2 separate regions of the Mus musculus genome follow, and region 2 is linked to region 1. The links are chromatin loops, found by intact Hi-C in ENCODE. Cell type or tissue: gastrocnemius. All regions are shown on one strand. Each heading gives the region's core, and the rest is flanking DNA. Links, peaks and the distances in the headings are about the cores only. Region 1 holds the start of Atp2c2 (ATPase, Ca++ transporting, type 2C, member 2). Region 2 overlaps Zdhhc7 (zinc finger, DHHC domain containing 7).

Region 1 (2,900 bases), core at 96-2,595:
GCCTTGAGCCTGGTGGAGCTGCTTACTTCGAAGCTAGGTTCTTTTCAGAGTCAACTGAGGTGCTGAGAAGAATCTCAGAGTCCAGTGATCCACGGGTTCCCAGGGGTCAGATACAGAGTCCCAGGGGACAAATGTGGGATCTAATTCCACGCTTCATACCAAATCGCCCAGACTCACCAGGGTCTCCACCTCGTCCCTCTCCAGCGCCTTGTACCGGTGGTTCTGGCCCAAGAAGGCCAGTTTCTGCAGAAACTTGAGGCGTCTCCCCATGGTGAACTGGTGTCCAGGCTGCTCCACAGCCGGCCGTGGGGCTGGTCGCAGTCCCTGCCCGCGTCCCTGGGGCCCTAGCGAGGCCGCGGCTGCTGCGCGCCCAGGCTTCCCGGGCGGCCAGGTTGCCGGGGAGCTGTCTACCTGGTCCCCAGGTGAGCTCCGCCCCTGGGCAGGGCCCAGCAGCTCCGCCCTCTGCACGCCTGGCCCGCCCCGCTGGCGCCAGGACCCCAAACTCCAAGGGTCAGCCGCAGCGGCTCAGGAAGGATCAGGAAGCCTCTGTGTGGTCTCAGAGCTCTGATTCTTGTCCAAACCTGCCAGAGCATAAGAATCGCCTGAAAGGGAGAAAGTCCTGAGTTAAAAGCCTTACCTGGGATAGAGCAGCTCGGGGCCAGTCAAATCATCTGGCCTCTCTGAGCCACCTGGTCGCATCTGTAACTGAAATAAGAGCAGAAAGCTGAGACAGCCTTACCTACACCTATGTAGATGCGCCTTTGGGAGTACGGAAACTGGGGGTGCCACAGCCACTTGTGGAAGATATGTTTACCTGTAGAGCACACTCCTCTCTTTCTAATGATCAGAACAGCACCCCCTGTCCCAGGAAAACTGGGGATCCAGGAAAACAGTGTGATCCGGAAGGGCTCAGCACAGAGCGTGTTTGCATCGGCAGCACACTGGTACCCTGTAACGCGGAGAGGGGTGTCCTACACTTCGGGCTGCCCAGTGCGTGCTCTGGAAAGCTACAAGGAAAACCCTCTACGGGAGCCCTACTAAGCCGCTTCAATTTTCAATTTCACTCTTAAACTTGAGCGGGATTTTTTATGGCTTTTTAGGTGGACCAGGGTCCCTAGCTCCACGGAGCAGAGGTGGCCCTGGAGAAGGCTGGGTCATGCCCCATCCTGGGTTTACTTTTGACCTCTGGCAGTTGATCAACTGACTGCATATTTGTTTGTTCGACTAACCTGTCCCCTTTGCGCAAATAGTTACCACGTGCCTCACTGGCTCCCCCAGGCGGTGGCCACTGCCGTCCTAGTCAACCTGACTGGACGCTTTAGTGGGCTTCATGTCCCCCCTGCATCTTTCTCTCTTAACAAAGCCAAAGCACTTCCATCATCCTGCCGCCCATCCCCCACCACGATGCCTGCTCCCGCTGTGAGGCCCCTCCCCCAGCAGGAGACTTCACCCCGCCCCCCACCCAATCCTAAAAAAAAGGAGGGAAACTGGACTTCCTCAGCTTTGCAGTCCAGGCCACGTCCTTCCAGACATGTGTGACCTTGGGTGACTTTACCCTCCTCTCTCCACCTCAGTTTACTCCTCCGTGAGGTGAGTTGGCATCCCAGAGGAAAACAGCACCAGAGAGCTGGTTTGAGAGACTGCCTCCAAAGATGTGGACATGGCAGGAAGACAGGACCTGAGAGAGCAATAGGATGAACTGCCTACTGTGCGTGGAGGGCCTGCAGGGTAGACACTGAGAGAGTAGAGACCCACTGTGTGCAAGTGGGGGGAGCTTCAGGAGCAGAAATAGCTCTGAGTATAAGCCAGGTGTCCCCTTGTGGGCTGAGTATAAGCCCACTGGTGTCCCCTCATGGGCTGAGTCTCTGAGAGAAGGGTAAAAACATATTCTGTGGGCGCAGAAGAGAAACTTCCAGAACAAATGCCAGGACCTGCTTGCTGTTTTTGCTGGTGCGTGCTTGTGCAGAGAGAAGTCTCTGCCACTGCCTGGCACGGGCACCTGAGCTCTCAGGAGAGTCTGTGGTTCTTGTGGAGAACACGTGGGAACTTGGCTCCGTTTTCTCCTGGGTCTTCTGCAGTTTGCCTCCTGTGATTCTAAGAAAGGATGCTCTGGTGAGGAGGAGCCTCTCACCTTCCCGGGGCATTGTTGATGGCACCAGATTCCGGCTGCAGCAGCAACGGGCTGGTTAGCTAACACCTCCCCTGCGCAGCTCAGGCTCCTGGATTCCATCACCACAGCCGTGCTCCTGCTGGATGTGTGGAAGTTGGAATTTGTGGGCAGGCATGAGAATGAGCAGAATGTGAGAGGGGACACTGTGTGGTAGATGTCACGGGACACTCCCCCAAATGAAGCAGATCATGGAAAGATCAGCACGGCGACTGGAGGTGACTGGGTGGGCACACTCAGGCTTGGGAGACTAAGGTTTGCATTGTGATGAGAAAACGTAGCTGGCGGACACGCTTCTGCTAGATTTTTATTTCTGAACCCTGATCGCTGCCCTGCAGGCCACGTTCCCAGGCCTTCTCCATGCATAGCACTGTGAGCTGCGTGCGAAGTGTGCTGTTTGTAAGCTAACTCTAAGTTTGGACTTTCTGGTCCCGGGCTTTCTATTGGCAGCCATTTGATTGGACATGGAGAGAGGGGCTTTGACATTCCTTCCTTTCTGCCCCTCTGAGTCCACTCTCCCCACATTAGTGTGCCCTGCTGGCCTCTCCCCACCTCTCTCCTGCTTGATGCTGGCTTTTTGAGGCGAATACTCTCTGCCTTTCATCTTTACCTTGATCTGGAGTAAGCTGGGCTCCTGTGCAGATGTCCTCAGCATCTCTTCTTGTCTTGTCATCTGACATACCACAGTCACCCCTACAGACTCCAAGGGTGTTGATTCTTCCTTTGACAGGTT
Region 2 (2,900 bases), core at 289-2,788, 380 kb before region 1:
GCCTGTGCTGGCACATGCAGAGCACAGTCCAGGGCGACCATGCCACTTGTATTACATCACCTGTTGGCTGTACGTTTGCCTGTCCCTCTGTCACCATTGTCATACACAGGGCCTCCCTCACACAGAGCTCATTTCCCCTCTACTTATTTGCCAGGTGGCTGTTGGGCTTGCTCCACTGGGGTCTGATCAGCTGCTGCTGCTACCTATAGTTCACTCCTCCAGCCAGCTCTGCCTGTTGGGGGTGGGAGGTGTGTGTGAGCTCCGCCAGCCTCTGCTTCTAGGCTGACAGCTTGTTGGGAACGACTAACCCGTCTCCCTCCTTCTAGATGTACATAGCTCTGTCTTCGGTTCATGCTCTGATTCTCTGTGGGCTTCAGTTCATCTCCTGCGTCCGAGGGCAGTGGACAGGTAACTAGGACTCTATGACAATCCTGAGAGTACTGCAGTGTGGGGAAGCCAACGGAGAGCTGGGTTCCTGGATGGGAGGGAGCCTTACTCCAATAACCTGAGGTTGGCTTGTTTTGTTTTTAGGTTTGTTTGTTTGTTTGTTTTTGTTTTTTTTTAAACAGGGTCTCACTTTGTAGTCTAGGTTGGCTTTGAACTCAGGGATGATTCTTCTCCCTCAGTTTCCCAAGTGTTGGGTTAACACGTATATAAGCCACTGTGCCAGTAAAGAATTAACATTTCTTAAGATCAGAATGTGGCAGCTTCATCCCTGCCAGCCTGCTCATTTGCTGACGCCTCCCTCCCTCAGTCCATGGCTAACTTGTGATAAATCACTTCAGCTACTTGCAGACTTTTGACACAGAGGCAGGCAGGGTTGTCATTGTGGCCACGCGCCTTGCGTTTGCTTTCTGGCTAGCGTGGTTGATCCCCGTTCACAGCTGCCTTGGTGTGGCCTGATGGGGTATCCAGACAGGTGGAGTCTATACAGGCACTAGTTGGCAGCTACAGAGAGGCAAGAGGGGCTGAACTTGTTTTGTTGTTGTTGTTGTTGTTTTTTATTACATATTTTCCTCAATTACATTTTCAATGCTATCCCAAAAGTCCCCCATACCCTCCCCCCCCCACTCCCCTACCCATCCATTCCCACTTTTTGGCCCTGGCGTTCCCCTGTACTGGGGCATATAAAGTTTGCCTGTCCAATGGGCTGCTCTTTCCAGTGATGGCCAACTAGGCCATCTTTTGATACATATGCAGCTAGAGTCAAGAGCTCCGGGGTACTAGTTAGTTCATAATGTTGTTGCACCTACAGGGTTGCAGATCTCTTTAGCTCCTTGGATATTTTCTCTAGCTCCTCCATTGGGGGCCCTATGATCCATCCAATAGCTGACTGTGAGCATCCACTTATGTGTTTGCTAGGTCCCGGCCTAGTCTCACAAGAGACAGCTATATCAGGGTCCTTTCAGCAAATGCTTGCTAGTGTATGCAATGGGGGCTGAACTTGTGTGACAGTGCCTCTAGTGTAGAATGTCCCATGTAGCCACACAGTGTGTAGCCACAGGAGTGCTCTTTCAGGACATTCGCATACATCAGGGGACCCATGCACACAGCTGCTCAGATGGCTGAAGCAGGAGGCTCACAAGTTCAAAGCTAGCCAAACAACTTAGTGAGACCCTATCAAAGCAAAGAGAGGGCTGGGGTATACAGCAGAAGAAGGTAGCTGCTTGCCTGCCATTGTAAAGCTCTGGGTATAGGGGTATAGTCCCCAGTGCGGTAAGGGACTTGAGGGGAGGGGAGATTGCCAGCTGGCAGGGATGGGGAGGCTGTGTGCCAGGCAGGGCTGTGTACCAACTTCTTCAGCAGGAGGAACTCACTCCTAGGAACTGTGTGCGGTCCCTGCAGAGTAGGGCGGTTGCACACTGAGTGCCTCCCTCCCGTCTGTCCGCAGAGTGCAGCGACTTCTCTCCTCCCATAACTGTAATCCTGTTGGTCTTCCTGTGCCTTGAGGGCCTCCTGTTCTTCACCTTCACCGCAGTCATGTTCGGCACCCAGATCCACTCGATATGCAATGATGAAACAGTGAGTTGTCCTGTGTCTTCAGGGGGCGGCAGGGGCACTGTCAGCGGCAGCAGCCCATGTGGACTTGTGGTACCTCAGACCTTGGGCCCACAGGCCTGTGTATGCTGCTCTCTCCATTGGGGCAGCATAGTTCCTGGGCCCAGGATTGGTTTAAGTTGGTAAAGTAGGCAGGCTCCTGGTCAGAACTCAGTGGGTCTCAGAACCGTGAAGGTGTACCCACTCTTGCAGGCCTGGAGTAGGCGTTGCCTAACTGCAGATGAGTAGGGACGCAGCGTCGGTCCCCGTCCCCCCCCCCAAGAGGCCACTGGGCCACAAGAGCCATGCCAGGTTGGCGTGGAGGCTGACCCATGCGGATGGTGGCCCCCCCCTCCCCCTGGGCCACAGGCTGACTGTTTGCAGCACACATGTGTAGCCGTGTGCAGCCACAGTGCAGCACGCCGTGTGTAGCCGAGTGCAGCCACAGGCTGACTGTGGATCTCTTCTCATTGCTGCTCTGGCTTCTTCTGCTCCCAGGAGATCGAGAGGCTGAAGAGCGAGAAGCCCACGTGGGAGCGCAGGCTGCGGTGGGAAGGAATGAAGTCTGTCTTCGGGGGCCCTCCCTCCCTCCTCTGGATGAACCCCTTCGTTGGCTTCCGACTCAGGCGGCTGCAGATGAGGACCAGGAAAGGAGGCCCCGAGTTCTCTGTCTGAGCCTTCAGGGTGGGAATGTCTGCAGACATCCGTGCTCAGTGGCCTGCGTGCACAGCAGCCTTGTGGGCAGATGGAGCGGGCCAGCTGACGGGGCCATGAGCGGCTTCATGGACCACAGGCCACAGGCACTTGTCATTTCTCTTGTGTACTGCCAGGAGAAGCATGCAGTCCCGGGAGGCCATCGTCTC

The links. A loop is a pair of places that touch in the nucleus more often than their neighbours do. Peaks named below come from ENCODE experiments on the same cell type or tissue, not always from the same donor. Only the 100,000 strongest peaks of a DNase experiment are listed, where the experiment ranks them.
Region 2: it touches region 1 in a loop (2.1-fold over the local background); 1 of 42 quality-filtered maps calls a loop at or near these places.

Annotation. Positions count from the first base shown.
Region 1 is chr8:119,697,535-119,700,434 of GRCm38, reverse strand. Atp2c2 (ATPase, Ca++ transporting, type 2C, member 2) reads right to left here and starts at 426. Exons shown (of 27, transcript NM_026922.1): 1 at 178-426. The coding sequence starts at 270. In gastrocnemius, for the core only: a CTCF peak has its summit at 1,277; a DNase peak (open chromatin) is centred at 1,291; H3K4me3 peaks cover 640 bases.
Region 2 is chr8:120,082,352-120,085,251 of GRCm38, reverse strand. It overlaps Zdhhc7 (zinc finger, DHHC domain containing 7), which reads left to right. Exons shown (of 8, transcript NM_133967.3): 6 at 327-408; 7 at 1,892-2,022; 8 at 2,536-2,900. The coding sequence ends at 2,712. Among named protein-coding and RNA genes, the nearest start is that of Zdhhc7, 18 kb to the left of the region's middle. In gastrocnemius, for the core only: no CTCF peak of the experiment used is centred there; a DNase peak (open chromatin) is centred at 1,773.